Regions from separate parts of the Homo sapiens genome. Here region 2 is linked to region 1. A link is a loop called in an ENCODE intact Hi-C map of the cell type or tissue named here. Cell type or tissue: mammary epithelial cell. All regions are shown on one strand.

Evidence for each region. Peaks named below come from ENCODE experiments on the same cell type or tissue, not always from the same donor. Only the 100,000 strongest peaks of a DNase experiment are listed, where the experiment ranks them.
Region 2: it touches region 1 in a loop (9-fold over the local background); 18 of 110 quality-filtered maps call a loop at or near these places.

The regions. Positions count from the first base shown.
Region 1 is chr22:29,037,842-29,045,841 of GRCh38, forward strand. It overlaps ZNRF3 (zinc and ring finger 3), which reads left to right. Exons shown (of 9, transcript NM_001206998.2): 3 at 4,654-4,728; 4 at 5,458-5,589; 5 at 6,939-7,049. Among named protein-coding and RNA genes, the nearest start is that of ZNRF3-AS1, 10 kb to the left of the region's middle. RefSeq lists a silencer at 7,000-7,294 and an enhancer at 7,000-7,294. In mammary epithelial cell, a CTCF peak has its summit at 3,027 (motif pointing left); a DNase peak (open chromatin) is centred at 2,920; H3K27ac peaks cover 1,165 bases.
Region 2 is chr22:29,150,547-29,158,546 of GRCh38, forward strand. It overlaps a transcript of KREMEN1 not described here. Among named protein-coding and RNA genes, the nearest start is that of EMID1, 51 kb to the right of the region's middle. RefSeq lists an enhancer at 1,315-2,098. In mammary epithelial cell, a CTCF peak has its summit at 4,082; no DNase peak of the experiment used is centred here.

The sequences.
Region 1 (8,000 bases):
CTTGTGGGTGGGGATGAGGGGAAGGGCACATAGAGGGCAGCAAGACAAGGCCTTTGGCTGCTTCTGGGAGGCCTTGCCAAAACTTCCCACCTGTGTTCTGCAGTCACACCCTTCTGTTAATCTTGCACTCCAGGCTGTGCACAGTTTAGGGATAACGGCCCTCTCCAGCTACAGCCCAGTTTACCAGTGACTTTCATCCAACCATATCCACCAGGCTGCATCTTTCCCATCCTTTCTTTGAAAGGGCCCCAGCTTCAGAGTTTTGGACGTTAAGTATGTGACTTAAAGATCCTAAAGATAGGATTTCTGGTGGCCACAAGACTGTGAACTCCTAATTAGGGTCTAGGTTTGTTTTGAAATAATATTCTGGTCTACACTTGAGTAATTAAAATGGTGAATGATCTGTGAGAGTGATTGGTTCAAGGAATATGCCTCATCAATTTTTAAACTGAAAATAAGGGCAGGGGGCAAAGAATGACCAAGTAATGTTCTGTTGCTTTTTTTTTTTTTTTTAAGACAGGGTCTCGCCCTGTCGCCCAGGCTGGAGTGCAGTGGCACAATCATGGCTCACTACAGCTTCAACCTCCTGGGCTCAAGCAGTCTACCTCAGCCTCCCGAGGAGCTGGGACTACAGGTGAATGCCACCATGCCTGCCTAGTTTTTAACTTTTTTGTGGAGACAGTCTTGCTATATTGCCCAGGCTAGTCTTGAACTCCTGGCTTCAAGCAGTCCTCCTGCCTCAACCTCCGAAAGTGCTGAGATTACAGGCATGAGCCACTGCACCTGGCCTGTATTTTTTTAATTTCCTTTCAGAACAGTATAATAAAAGTGTCTTTTTCTAAATATGGGTTATTCATGGCCTATTTTAAATCCTAAGCTGGCTTCTGACAGGCAAGTTCCCTTTAGGATCTTAGCTTGGCTCCCCTCCTGTCCAGTCCTGGTGTGTGCAGGAAATACAAACTGATTTTAATAGTAGTTTACATTAAATATTATTTTAAAAGTAGATCACCTGTGCGAATGAAGTATTTTTCTCAAACAAGGTATGTCCTTAGATCCTGTGCCTTTGCCTGGTTGTATTGGAAGTCAAGCTGTAAATGGAATTTAAGCACCATATATATATATATAGAGAGAGAGAGAGAGACAGATTCAAACCCCTGGGCTCAAGTGATACTCCCGCCTCAGCCTCCCAAGTAGCTGGGATTACAGGCCCGTGCAACTACAACCAGCTGCCTTATTACTGACCTGCCCTCTTCACTGTAAAAACCAGGAAACATATCACCATGTCCTAGATTTTGTGAAAAACGTCTTTTGTGTCTCTCAAATGGATCATGCTTCATCCGGAACCTCTGAGTCCTTGAGACCTCCACGTTCCGGGCGGAGCAGGGAAGCCTGAACTTTAAGAAGGCCACGTGGCTAAATGGCTTCCCTGAGGCATGTCTCTCCTGGGAAGGCATTCCCTACCCCAGATCCTGCAGCCTTTCATCCTGAGGCCATTAGACTCTCCAGGTGCACCTGCATCAAAGCGCACAGGTACCGCGCTCCTGATCTGGACTTATCTGAATTGTACCTTCCCCGAGGGTGCTGTTTGATGTGCTTGATTGTGGAATGAAAGCCAAATAAAGGAATGAGAGGGGCTGTTTATTTCCTCATTTTTAGTGCTTTTCCTCAGGGCCCTTCTATGTCTGGAGAAGGAATTTATGAAAAAGCCTAGGATACCACCTAAGCGGAAAACACCAGCATCTACTTACAATTATATTAACTCTGGCATCCATGAGCTGTTGGCCTCTGGCAGAGGAGTCTGTGTCCCTAAAGAGCTCTATGGATAGCCAGTATGGTGGCTCATGCCTGTGATCTCAGCACTTTGGGAGGCCGGAATGGGAGGATCACTTGAGCCCAGGAGCTCAAGACCAACCTGGGCAACATAGTGAGACCTCGTCTCTACCAAAAAAAAAAAAAAAAAAAAAAAAATTAGCCTGGCATGGTAGCAGGCACCTGCAGTCCCAGCTACTCAGGAGGCTGAGGCAGGAGGATCATTCGAGGCCAGGAGTTTGAGGCTGCAGTGAGCTATGATTGCACCACTCCAGCCCAGGTGACAGAGTGAAAGCCCATCTCTGATAGATAGAAAGATAGATAGCTCTATGGTGGAGGAAAGTGATGCCACTCTCGCCTCACACTTTTTCAGCTGTGTCATCAGCATCCTCTCTTCCTGGAGGAGGGTGACAGGGCCAGTGTAGTTCTGAGTTGCTCTGATAGCCTGCTGCTTCTCATTTGAGTGACCAAGGCTGGGAATTTAGAAGGGACTCTAGTCATAATAACATAGGCGGCCTCCCTGCACCCCCTCCCCCTTTTTTTTTTTGAGGCAGAGTCTCACTCTGTCGCCCAGGCTGGAGTGCCGTGGTGCGATCTCGGCTCATTACAACCTCCGCCTCCCAGGCTCAAGTGATTCTCCTGCCTCAGCCTCCCGAGTAACTGGGAGTACAAGCACATGCCACCACATCCAGCTGATTTTTTGCATTTTTAGTAGAGATAGGCTTTCACCATGTTGGCCAGACTGGTCTGGAACTCCTGACCTCAGGTGATCTACCCGCCTAAGCCTCTCAGAATGCTGGGATTACAGGCATAAGCCACCATGCCCAGCCATCCCCCACCGCCTTTTTTTTTTTTAACAGATGGGGAAACTGAGGCTGAGGCTGAAAGCAATTGAGTGACTTGTCCACTGTTGGCAGCATGCCAGTGGCAGAGGCAGGAATAGCTCCCAGGATTCATTCCTGACTCCTAGCCTAGCAATCTGGTGATGAAACAGGGTGTGGTGGACAATCGGCAGAGACTTTCAATGCATTGAATCTCCATTCAAAAAGAAAGGGTCCCCTGCAAGACAAAGACAGATTGTCCAGAGTGCCAGAACTTCTTAAACTGCCAAGGAACTTGCAGTATACTGAAGATTTTACTGAAGTTGTTTTTGGTACTGTTTGGTGCTAAATACAAGGAATTGGTTTGTTGTAAAAGCTATAGGGTGAGACTGCCCTCTAGTGGGCCAGTGGAGCTATTGGTCTAGCTGTGTTCTGGGCAACTTTGCTTTCTCACGCCACATCAATGTAGAGCGATTATTCCTACGGAAAGGAATTTCAATTTTATTCTTTCTCAAGCACTGTGGCCCATAGTAACTCTGTTGATCTCTAAGCACTAGCCATCATTTGCGCGTCTTATAGAAGGCTGGGTTTGCCTTCTATACATACACACATTAGAAGTGTCTTACTTCCCTAACAAGATTCAGGCTCCTAAAAGCCAGGACATGCATGTATGTATGTATGTATATATTTTGTGGAGACAGGGTCTTGCTCTGTCACTCAGGCTAGAATGAAGTGGTGCAATCACAACCCAACCTCTACCTCTTGGGCTCAATCAAACCTCCTACCTCAGCCTCCCGAGTAGCTGAGACTACAGTTACGTCCTGCCACACCCAGCTAATTTTTCTGTTATTTTTTAGATAATGGGGTCTTGCTATGTTACCTAGACTGGTCTCGAACTCCAGCCATGCTATATCTTAAGTCTTGTTTTTCCACAGCTTCTGCCTTGCTGTCCCCTTAGCTGGACATGGAATTAGAAGGTTCTTTGGGATGGAAAGGAATCCTTCCCCCACCTCCCCCAAAAAGAATCCCGTCACTTCTCATTTGTTCCTAAAACATTCTAATCTCATCCCTCTGATCAGTAGTTCCCCAAGTAGTTGAATCATCTGAATCCCCCAGAAAGCATACACAACTCAGTTTCCTGGGCCTGACTCCAGCCCTGCTCAATCAGTCTCTGTGGTTTGAGCCAGGAAACCTGCTTTACAAACTTCCCAAGTGGCTTTTGATGTGTAGCCAGGTCTGGCAGCCAACTGCTTCAAAACCCCATTTACAATTATTTTTCACAGCTCCCACCACCGACAGTGTCTCCAGAGGTCTTCAGCTTGTGTCACTTATTAAAATTAACCATTTTGAGACTCATTCAGAAATACTCAATATATTCTTCTAACTGGGTGACATGGGAAGGAAAAAGGAACCGCATGAGATGGACCAAAGGCACTTGCTTTGGTTGCCAATGGCTCTGAAACAGGAAATACTGAAACCAATACCTCTGTACTGACTGGGCAGGTTGTTGATGTGTAGGTTGTTTTCAGTATTTGGGCTGGATAGGAAGACAAAAGTTTGTTAAGTTATCAATTATGTATTTTCCCCTATTATAAGTCATCTGACCTCATGATTACCATACAAGGTAGGTGAAATTGTCCTCTTTAAAAAAAAGTTTTCTAATTGACAGATAATAATTGTACATATTCGTGGGGTACATAGCAATATTTCAATACATACAAGGTATAGTGATCAGATCAGGGTAATTCGCATATCCATTATCTCAAACATTTATCACTTCTTTGTGTTGGGAATGTCCTTCTCCTAGCTATTTGAAACTATATGTTATTGTTAACTCTAGTCATCAGTCCCCTTCTTTATAGATGGGAAAATTGAGGATTAGGAAAGTGAAGTAACATCCCTGAAGTCACCTAAGTTGGTAACTGTCAGATTCTGCATTTGATTACAGGCCTGATTGCCAAGGCCAACTTTGAAAAGGTAAGAGGACCAGAGGGCCAACCTGCTGTTTTTTTAACTCTGGCAGGCCAAGCGAGCAGTACAGCGGGGAGCTACTGCAGTCATCTTTGATGTGTCTGAAAACCCAGAAGCTATTGATCAGGTAAGCTCCTCAGGCCATGCCAACACTGCAGCCTCCCTGAGAAAGGCACTTCCTTTAGTGAGCTTGGCTTGTCCCGGTCATGTCACCCTCATCTCAGAGCATTTGCTCTTGTCTTCTGAAGTTAGGTGTCCATGTTTGGACATAATTCCCAAAGGAGGTATACTGGGCGAGGTTAAGAGCCAGGGAATTGGGGCACAGGGGGCATTTTCTCTTTTTTTCCCCCGAGATGGAGTCTTGCTCTGTCACCCAGGCTGGAGTGCAGTGGCGCAATTTCAGCTCACTGCAATCTCCACCTCCCGGGTTCAAGCGATTCTCCTGCCTCAGCCTCCCAAGTATCTGGAATTATAGGCACGAGCCACCACGCCTGGCTAATTTTTGTGTTTTTAGTAGAGATGGGGTTTCACCATGTTGGCCAGGCTGGTCTTGAACTCTTGACCTTGTGATCCATCTGCCTCGGCCTCCCAAAGTGCTGGGATTATAGGCGTGAGCCACTGCACCGGGTTCAGGGGGCATTTTCTAAGACCTTTCTGGGCCTTCTGCTTGCCCAGTCCATCCCAAAACAAGCGTCATTCTCAGCCTTGCTCTTCTGGGAGCTCCAAGGCTGTAATGTTGGAAGAGCTGGAGGATTCCAGACAGGTATTCAGTGTTCCTTCCCTCCAGCCTTTCTTTCTCTCTACTGCTTCTTAAAGTAAGCGCACCTTTTAACCAGAGCCCTCTCTTCTTCCTTAGCTGAACCAGGGCTCTGAAGACCCGCTCAAGAGGCCGGTGGTGTATGTGAAGGGTGCAGATGCCATTAAGCTGATGAACATCGTCAACAAGCAGAAAGTGGCTCGAGCAAGGATCCAGCACCGCCCTCCTCGAGTGAGCCTCCGCACCATTTGGCACAGGCTCGGGGCCTTCTCTGCTACTACCTGTCCCTTTATTTCCCTTGGGCTTTCATTCCTATCTCTGTCTGAAATGCTGGCATACCCCAGGTTCCTGCAGGCTTAGATCAGCTATTGGACTCAAGGCCAGGGTGAAATTTTACTCATGTTCCTTTATAGTGAATTTGAGAAATCCTACCAGAAATAGATACTTTTGTGCTAAGATGTCTCTGGCCTCTTCCACCTGGCATTCCCTCTTGGCCATCTCTCATCCTTTCTTTTCCATCCCATCTCCCTCTGAAAGGCAAACTGAGGAGGATTGAAGGGATGGGGCATCCAGCACCTGGCTTCCCGTGGCTTCCTTCTTCTATCTGGCTTAGACACTAGAAAAAAAGGCTTGTATTTCCTTCTTCCTGTAGAGTAGATTACCTTATTGAAACTCCCCAAGTTAATTTGAGTCTGGAAAAGTTAGCTTTCAACTGGGATTGAGTTCGACGGCTAAATGAATAGCATCTGCATCTCTTAAGTATGTAGAAGAGACACTACTGGCCACTAACTCTTAACCAGCCTCTTCTGCTCAAACCTCAAGCTGAAGAATTCCAGGAACCTTGGGCTGGTGCCCTATATTGGTGTTATTTCCTCCTCACAAATATTGGGACATTCACAGTGTAGGATGATTCTTTCCCATACACAACATAGCCGGTTACATGCAGCTTCCACTTTGCAAAGCTCTATTCCCATTGGCCAAATGGAGGTCCCAGATAAGGTGGCTGTGAGGTTTTAGGAGGCAGTGAGGAAAAGGTAAGAACTAAAACTAGAGGGAGTTTGCTGAACTGACTTGTTGGCTTCTTTTTAAAGGGAAAAAAAAAAGCGCTTTGGTAAATATGACTCATTGTAGTGGAAGCTGATATTTGTGGAAGCAGCATACAATTTTCTGAGTTGTTGTAAACCATTAATTATACGGTTAGTAATCACTGTTCCCTCAAAACATGACACTCACTCTTTTGTCCTATAAATGTGATTATTTGTGTTGATTTGGAAGGGCCTTTCTTACCAGTTACAGCCAACTTTGCAGTATTCCACAGGCTTTACCAACAGAGTTCCCTTGGCTCTTGGGGGGCCTGGCTGAGATCGCCACAGGCGTCCCCCTGGGCCACACCAAAGGCACTACATGGGCCTAGGGAGCACACCATGTGCATGTGAGCAGAACCCCAGGAGTTTCCTGCAAATTGAGGGGAAACTCATCCCGGTCACCCCATCTTTATCCTGACAAAGCCAAGATAGCCCATGTGCCGCTTACCAGGCTGGAGAGAGGCTGTGACTCACTGTGTCTGTGTTCCGTTCCAGCAACCCACTGAATACTTTGACATGGGGATTTTCCTGGCTTTCTTCGTCGTGGTCTCCTTGGTCTGCCTCATCCTCCTTGTCAAAATCAAGCTGAAGCAGCGACGCAGTCAGGTAGTGCCTCTGTGTGTAGCCCGTGAGCAGTAACCCCTCTTGCCGTGACACTGGGGAAAACCAGGACTCTCGTCACCTTATTTTTTGATGGTGCAACATGGAGCCTCACAGCTGTGGACTCTGAGCTCTGCAGCCTGTTCCCAGTGGCCTAGAAACTGCAAAGATGGAAAAAAAATAAGAGCAAACTAGGCCAGGCACCATGACTCACGCTTGTAATCCCAGCACTTTGGGAGGCCGAGGCAGGCAGATCACTTGAGCTCACGAGTTCAAGACCAGCCTAGTCAACATGGCAAAACCCCGTCTCTACCAAAAATACAAAAATTAGCTGGGCATGGTGGCATGTACGTGTAGTCCCAGCTACTCGGGAGGCTGAGGTGGGAGGATCACTTGAGCCTAGAGGGCAGAGGTTGCAATGAGCTATGATCACACCACTGCATTCCAGCCTGGGTAACAGAGTAAGACCCTGTCTCACAAAAAAAAAAAAAAAAAAAAGATCAAAACTTACAGCCCAGTGCCTTCTCTGTTCTAAAAGGGCTAGTCCTACAAAGGTTAAGCATTGGGAATATCTCCAGCAGGTGTTTCGAAGGAAGTGTTTATTTTATTTTTTTATTTCTTTGAGACAAGATCTCATTCTGTCACCCAGGCTGGAGTGCAATGGCATGATCTCGGCTCACTGCAACCTCCACCTCCCGGGGTCAACTGAGTCTCATGCCTTAGCCTCCCAAGTAGCTGGAATTACAGGCACCCGGCTAATTTTTGTATTTTTAATAGAGACGGGGTTTTACCATGTTGGCCAGCCTGGTCTCAAACTCCTAACCTCATGTGATCCGCCCGCCTCGGCCTCCCAAAATGCTGGGATTACAGGCGTGAGCCACCACGCCCGTCCCAAAGGAAGTGTTTAAGTCAACGTTAATAAGTATTATAAACACTCCACAGGTCTAGAATATGTGC
Region 2 (8,000 bases), 110 kb after region 1:
GAGGTCACTGAACTTTTAAAAACTTCACTGAGGGTCGTGCTTCTTTGCATATTGATCATGTGAATGTTTAGTGGACTTGCCTTAGTTGCTGGTACCTAAGATAGAGATTAAGGGCCCTCAAGGGGTATTCAGACCTCAAATTCAGCCAAACACAGGCGCAGCTTTTCCTGGGTCTGAGTGAGCTGAGGAAAGCACTTTTGAATGTGCAAGGACAATAAGATTAATAACCACTACCATCTCTGCAGTACGTACTGTGTACCAGACGCTGTGCCAAGTGACCAACAGACATTACCGAATTCATCTTTGCCGCAACCCAACAAGGGAACTGAGGGTCAGAGAAGGGGTCCAGCCAGGGGCCGCCAAGGTTCGGACTCAGCCTGGGACCACTGGCTCCAAAGCTGGGGGTCCTTACTCCTGTTGAGCTGCAGGCCCCTCCAACACAGGCAGTGGGTGGGCCCCCAAATAGCTCATCTTCAAGGATATGGCCTCCGGAAAGCCCAGGGAAAGTGTGGATCGATTTTCCTGGGTCAAGGAAGAATCAAACCTACACTTCTTTACCTATTTGATGACACAAACCCCTTTGAGAACCAGGGGTTGGATGGAGCCTCTCCCTGCAAAAAAGACCCCATCTGCCAAACTGCAGGGGTCCAGAGACCCCCTGCCCCCTGAAACCCTTCCATGGACCTCAGGTTTAGAATCTCTCCATTAAGCCATGAGCATGATTATTTGAAAGTTAAAATGAGGCCAGAAGGGATAATAGTAACAGTCATAATAATACGAATAACAGGATACATTTTACTGATCACCTGTTGTCAGGCATTTATGCCAGGGGTCGGCAAACATTTTCTGTAAAAGGCTAAATACTAAACATTTTAGACTTTGCAGGCTATACAGTCTCAGATCCATTGACCAGAACCACAGGCCAGCCACTGGGACCCTGGATGACTCCAACAAGCCCTGGAGCCATCTACGCAACTCCATGAGGAGTCGGGGGATGGGGGCCACCAAGCTCCCCTTGTTATTAGCCACAGACAATATGTAAACAAATGGTCACGCTTGTGTTCCCATAAAACTTCACGGACACCAAAACCTGAAGTTTATATAATGTTCATGTGTCACGAAATGCTACAAAATGCTATTCTTTTGATTTTTTCCCCCCAAAATTAAAAAGTGTAAAAACCGGCCAGGCATGATGTCTCATGCCTGTAATCTCAGCACTTTGGGAGGCTGAGGTGGGTGGATCACTTGAGGTCAGGAGTTTGAGACTAGCCTGGCCAACATGGTGAAACCCTGTCTCTACTAAAAATATAAAAATTAGCCAGGTGTGGTAGCACATGCCTGTAATCCCAGCTACTCAGGAGTCTGAGGCAGGAGAATTGCTTGAACCGGGGAGGTGGAGGTTGCCGTGAGCCGAGATTGTGCCATTGCACTCCAGCCTGGGAGACAGAGCAAGACTCTGTCTTAAAAAAAAAAAAAAAAAGCACAGGAGTCAGGATTTGAGCCCACTCCCAAGCCTGTTTGCTTTCCTAAGAGACAAGATGGGTACATTTAAATTGTGGAGGAAGAAAAGGTGACAGTGAAGCAGGAAGGAAGACCCAGGAGCAAGGGCAGTCCCCTGGGCCCTGGGAATATCAGGCAGAGAGGCTCCATCCTCCTGCAGTCTTTGCTGAATGGTCTGCACTGCAGGGGAGGGCGGCTGGTTTCCTGAGCCATCCCTCTAACCCCCTACAAGCGGCTCCAAGGACAGAGTCTCCAGATCCAGGACAGCTGGTGGCCTTCACATTGTTTTGCGTCTCCCAGGTTCTCTTAATTATAACCAATTTGCCACCCTCAGCAATTCCTTGTTCCCCTCTGCTAATACCCATGAGTTGGAACCATCAGCCGAACTCCCAGCCAAACAGGCTAAAATCACTTCCCTTTCCCATGTAGGGAGTCCTCCAGTCTCTTAGAAACTCGCCTTTCTTCTCAGTCCTGTGAGACGGGCGAGGCCTGCCCTTCTGTGCGCTGACTTACTGGGCTGGGATCTGCCCTAGCGGGAGACAGAATCTGCTCAACTTTCTCCAGCTCCTCCCCGCCCCTTGCACCCCTCCACTCTCCCCCCAACCCCTCCTGCTGACTCTTGGGGCTCTGGCACACTGCCTGCCAAGCACAACCTTTCCTTTTTTTCCTCTCTCTAAAGACAGGGTCTCACTCTGTCGCCCAGGCTGGAGAGCAGTGGCACCGTCACAGGGTAAACTCCAAAACTGGGATTCAGCCTGGGGGTGCCCCATGGGTTCCTGGCTTGAAGCAGGAAGGAACTCAAGAGTGAGCTGACAGTAAAGTGAAAGCAAGTCTATTAAGAAAGTAAAGGAATAAAGGAGGGCTACTCCATAGGGAGAGCAGCGGCATGGGCTGCTTGACTGAGTAGACTTACGGTTATTTCTTGATGATATACTAAACAAGGGATGGATTATTCATGAGTTTTCTGGGAAAGGGGTGGGGAGTTCCCGGAACTGAGGGTTCCTTCCCTTTTTAGACCATATAGGGTAACTTCCAGATATTGCCATGGCATTCATAAACTGTCATGGCCCTGGTGGGAGTGTCTTTTCACATGCTAATGAATTATAATTAGCATATAATGACCAGTGAGGACAACCAGCCATGTTGGTTTTGGCGGGTTTTGTCCGGCTTCTTCACTGCATCTCATTTTATCAGCGGGGTCTTTGTGACCTGTATCTTGTGAAGCCAGTCCTGCCGACCTCCTATCTCATCCTGTGACTAAGAATGCCCAGCCTCCTTAGAATGCAGCCCAGCTGGTCTCAGCCTCATTTTATTCAGCCCCTATTCAAGATGGAGTCGCTCTGTTTCCATTGCCTCTGACAGCACAATCATAGCTCATTGCAGCCTCACTCTCCTGGGTTTGAACAATCCTTCCATCTCAGCTTCCTGAGTAGCTGGGACCACAGGCGTGGGCTGCTACGTCCAGCTGATTTTTTCTTTTTTTTTTAATTATTGTAGAGACAGCGTCTCACTATGTTGCCCAGGTTAGTCTTGAACTCCTGGGCTCAAGTGATCCTCTCGTCTTGGCCTCCCGAAGTGCTGAGATTACAGGCACCAGCCACCATGCCTGGCTCCTTTATAACCTCCATTTATTCATCTAGAAAATAGGTACAGGCTGGGCATGGTGGCTCATGCCTATAATCCCAGCACTTTGGGAGGCCGAGGCGGGCGGATCACCTGAGGTCAGGAATTTGAGACCAGCCTGGCCAACATGTTGAAACCCCGTCTCTACTAAAGATACAAAAAAATCAGCCTGGCGTGCTACTCCCTAGCTACTCCGGGAGGCTGAGGCAGGAGAATCGCTTGAACCTGGGAGGCGGAGGTTGCAGTGAGCCGAGATCTAGTCACTGCACTCCAGCCTGGGTAACGGCAAGACTTCCTCTCAAAAAAAAAAAAAAGAAAGAAAAGAGATACAGCAGTAGTTTCTCATAGGGTTGTTGTGAAGATTAAATGAAATAAGAAAGGTACAATATTTAGCTCAGTGACTGGCCTGTGAGTCCTCAATACATTTTAACAATTTTTATCAGTAAACTCAGGGGACCACCAGGAGCAGGGGGCACCTCAGATTTGCCCTGCCTTTCAGATTGAGAACCCTATTTATCAAACTCCAAGTTTACAATGCACAAAGTAGGGGCAGTTCCCTCCTTAGAGAATAATTCCTGACTTGGTTCCTTCAAGTAGCTGGTTTCCCCCAGGACCTTCAATATGTGACCCCATTTAATAAAGGTATCTATTGACCTTTACTTTCTTAGGGACCTAGCTGTTGGGTGAAAATACCCTTTTCTGCCGACTCCCTGCCTGCAGTGGATTTCCTTATCTGTTGCTTCAGGTAAGGGAACAAATGCAGAATTTGAATGTCCTCATAGTTCCCCCAATGCTGCAGGTGGACAAATAGGCTAAGGCCCCTGGCCCAGCTGGCAGAGGTAAGGAGCTGCCCGCCCGCCCAGCTCCCGCTGCGGCAGAGCCCCCAGCCGCCGCCTCCTGCCGCCCTCGCCTTTCCTGCAGGAGCCGTCCCAGCGCAGGCTTGCTCACCAGCGCCGCCCCGTGGTAAGACTGCAGATCTGCGGAAGAAGGCCAGCCCTGAACCGCAACTGCTCTCAAGCCCTTCCATTACAGTTACACGGATTTTTTGCCCAGCGCGGTGATGCGTGCCTGTAATCCCAGCTACTCTGGAGGCTGAGAGGAAGGATGCCTTGAGCCCAGGAGTTCAGAATCAGCCTGGGCAAAATTGCGAGAGAAAAGAAAAAAGAAAAAAATAATGTCACAGGTGTCCTGACTCTAAACCTGGACATTAGCCCAGGTCTCACTCTCACCAAGCCCTCTAAAGAACTCATTCTATCAGATAAGTGATCAGATGAATTATTCTACCTCCATACTATGAAATCCTATGTCACCATTGAAATTAATGTGGTGTATAATCTCCAAAGGCAATGAAAAAAAAAGAACAAATTAATGTAGTGCTTCTACACACACTGTATCAGAATATCTTACGTGAAAAAAGTCAAAGAACAAAGCATAAGTGTAATTTTTTTTTTTTGGCCAAATTTTAAAAAGAGGGAGGGAAATATATGTATGTGTATACAAAGGCACCAGCAAAGTCCTGCAAGTTCTGTGCCTAACTCTTATTGTGGTCACCTTTGGAAAAGGAAAGGAAGAAGACAGGAGGAGGCCAGGGGCAGTTGCTTACGCCTGTAATCCCAGCACTTTGGGAGGCCAAGGTAAGTGGATCTCTTGAGCCCAGGAGTTCGAGACCAGCCTGGGCAACATGGCAAAACCCGGTGTCTACAAAAAATATAAAAATTAGCCAAGCATGGTGGTGTGTGCCTGTAGTCCTAGCTACTCAGGAGGCTGAAGTGGGAGAATCACTTGAGCCTGGGAGGTCTAGGCTGCAGTGAGCCGTGATCACGCCATTGCACTCCAGCCTGGGCAACAGAGTGAAACCCTGTCTCCAAAAAGGAAAAGAGAAGGTGAGGACACTTACATTTTCACATTTTATTTGATATATTTATATGTGGCTTGAATCTCTTACATTCATGCATTACATGTGCAAGTTTGAAAATAAAGTGCAGGTGGATTATTTTAAAATTTGGAGGCTGGGCCCGGTGGCTCACACCTGTAATTCCAGCACTTTGAGAGGCCAAGGCAGGAGGATCACCTGAGGTCAGAGGTTTGAGATCAGCCTGGTCAACATGGCGAAACCCCGTCTCTACTAAAAATACAAAAATTAGCTGGGTGTGGTGGCGCGTGCCTGTAATCCCAGCTACTCAGGAGGCTGAGGCAGGAGAATCACTTGAACCCAGGAAGCAGAGGTTGCAGTGAACTGAGACGGTGCCACTGCATTCCAGCCTGGGCAACAAGAGTGAAACTCCATCTCAAAAAAAAAAAAAAATTTGGAAAGCACACAAAACAAAAAGAACAACATAAGTCTCTCTCACTGTCACACTGCTCAGTGGAAGCACTGTTAAAAGGCTGGTGCATGTGTTTCCAGCACGCACTAGGAGCACTGAGGAACACTGCTTCCCCTGCTTGCCCCCAGGAAGGGGGCCTGGCCAATGCCCTGGACTAGACATCTATTCTGCTGTCCAGCATCACCCATGCCACTGCCCTGCCCCACCCTGAGCCACTCCTGGAGACACCTCCCAGTGCAGGGAGTCTCCCAGAAGCTTTGGGCCAGCAGAATGCTCAGCTCCCAAGCCAAAATGTCCTTCTCTTTGTTAACTACAAAATAAACATCTCCAGGCCCCCTGGGCCACTTGCAGTACAGATGTTTATGCCTTTGGAAAGAGACAAAAAGAGAAAGACTCTTGCAATTTCTCCCTGAGACAATGGGTGCCAAGTTGGTAATTAACCCTCAGCAACCAGGGCGTCTGATCTTCCACCAGCCAGTCTGCAGCAGGTTGTGGGAGTGATTGATTGGGCCTGTGCTAGAACTTGGTGATTGGTGGGCCTTCCAGGCCTTGGAATGCTCTCCGCACAGGAATGCTCTCCGCACAGGACGCTGGCTGCCTCTTCAAAACTCTAAATGAGGTACTAGGAACCCACCCCTAAGAAGGCCCCCACACTGCTGCATCCCATTCCAGATGAAGGGCTGTGAGCAGCCCTAGCATTCATCAAACCACTCGGGGGAGCCCCAGGGCCTGCACGCAGAGCTGGGAGGAGCAAGGCTGCTGAGGGGCAGGCACTCGGTCATCTTGACATTGCATTCACTAAACACCCTCGGACCAGGCTCCCCGCTCAACTCTACATACGGTGCCTTATTTCCTTTGACTCTCCCAGCAACCCCATGAGGTAGGTACAGTTCTATTCCAGTTTTTATAGATGAGGAAATTGAGTCTTGGAGAAATAAAGCCTGTGCTGCCATCACTTAATCCTGGGTGGATAACATCTCTTCTTCAGACAGGTGTTCCTAGACCAAGGTCATCCTGCTGGTAAGTGGGGGTAAAGATGGACTGAACCCTTTTTACAACTTTGAAGCCACACCTGCCCATCCCCACATATTCATATTGGAAAACTCTTTCCAGAGGGTTATCATCTTCAGGCTTCTACAAACTATGCCAAGTCAGAGGAGCCGACCTGTGGGGGCTCCACGCAAAGATTACAGTCAGGTCTTCCCTTGGATGTAGCCAGAGACAGCTGAGAGCTGTCCCCTGGACCAGAATTCCATCATGAGAGGCTGGGGGATTGCCTTCTTTCCAGTGGGGGAGCCGAGGCCCAGAGAGCAGAATTCGTGTCCAAGGCCCCACCATGACTTTGTTTTTCGTTGTGGTTTGAGATGGAGTCTCGCTCTTGTTGCCCAGGCTGGAGTGCAATGGCACGATCTCAGCTCACTGCAACCTCCACCTCCTGGGTTCAGGTGATTCTCCTGCCTCAGCCTCCCGAATAGCTGGGATTACAGGCATGTGCCACCACGCCCAGCTAATTTTTGTATTTTTAGTAGAAATGGTGTTTCACCATGTTGGCCAGGCTGGTCTCGAACTCCTGGCCTCAAGTGATCCACCTGCCTCGGCCTCCCAAAGTGCTGGGATTACAGGTGTGAGCCACCACATCCAGCCCCCACCATGACTTTGCCTCTGTGGCCAATGTCATGTCCATGGCTGCACGGAGCTTCCTGAAAACACGGAGGCTGGTGGCAAGGACCCGCCTTGGAAAATGGGGAGAAAGCCAATCCCCCTAGATACATCCCCTGAGCCCTTGGGCTGGGAGAAGGGCATTGTGTAGCCTCTAAGGGAGACTACAAAGTAAGAAGGGATTGCTTCCATCTTGTCATTCCACCATCTGTGTCACAAACAGGCAGGTCAGGGGAGCAAACATGGCAGAGGGACATGGCCTAGGAGTCCTGTACTTCATTTTCCCTCACATTTCATTGTCTGTTACAGGTCACATGGTCTCACCTGGATGCAAAGGCCACTGGGAAATGTAGTCTTCCAGTGGGCCAGGAGTTGTGTACAATGAAATTAGCGAATATATAGCCTGTCTCTGCCACACTATTCAAAAACTCGTAGTCATGTCAGGGCCCAGAATGCCTTGAGATTGTTGCTCAGCACATGAGAGCATGAGGCTGGAGAAGTGGGCTGGCCCAGTGTGAGAAACACGGGTAAAACACGGGGTACCAATTTGCAATCTAGCCCCATGTGGTCCAGGTTCCTCACGTGCAGCCAGCCATGGCAGTAGAGGGACAAAATGATGCCGGAGCAAGAGACAGAGTCCCCCAGATGAATGTCAAGGGAAACCCAATAGCCCTGAAGACATCAAGGGGAGGCCACGCCAGCCAAGATTCCTGGCTCACTTTGCAGAAAAGAGGATGTAAGAGGGCACTGGGGAAGGAAAAGGGAGAACAGCGGAGAGGCGCCGACATGGGGCACGGGGAATTCTAGGGAAACTGGGCCTGGAGGGCTGGAAAAGTCTCTGCCACCAGCAGGGCAGCTTCATGGATGTGCAGCCTCCACAGTCACACAGAGCCC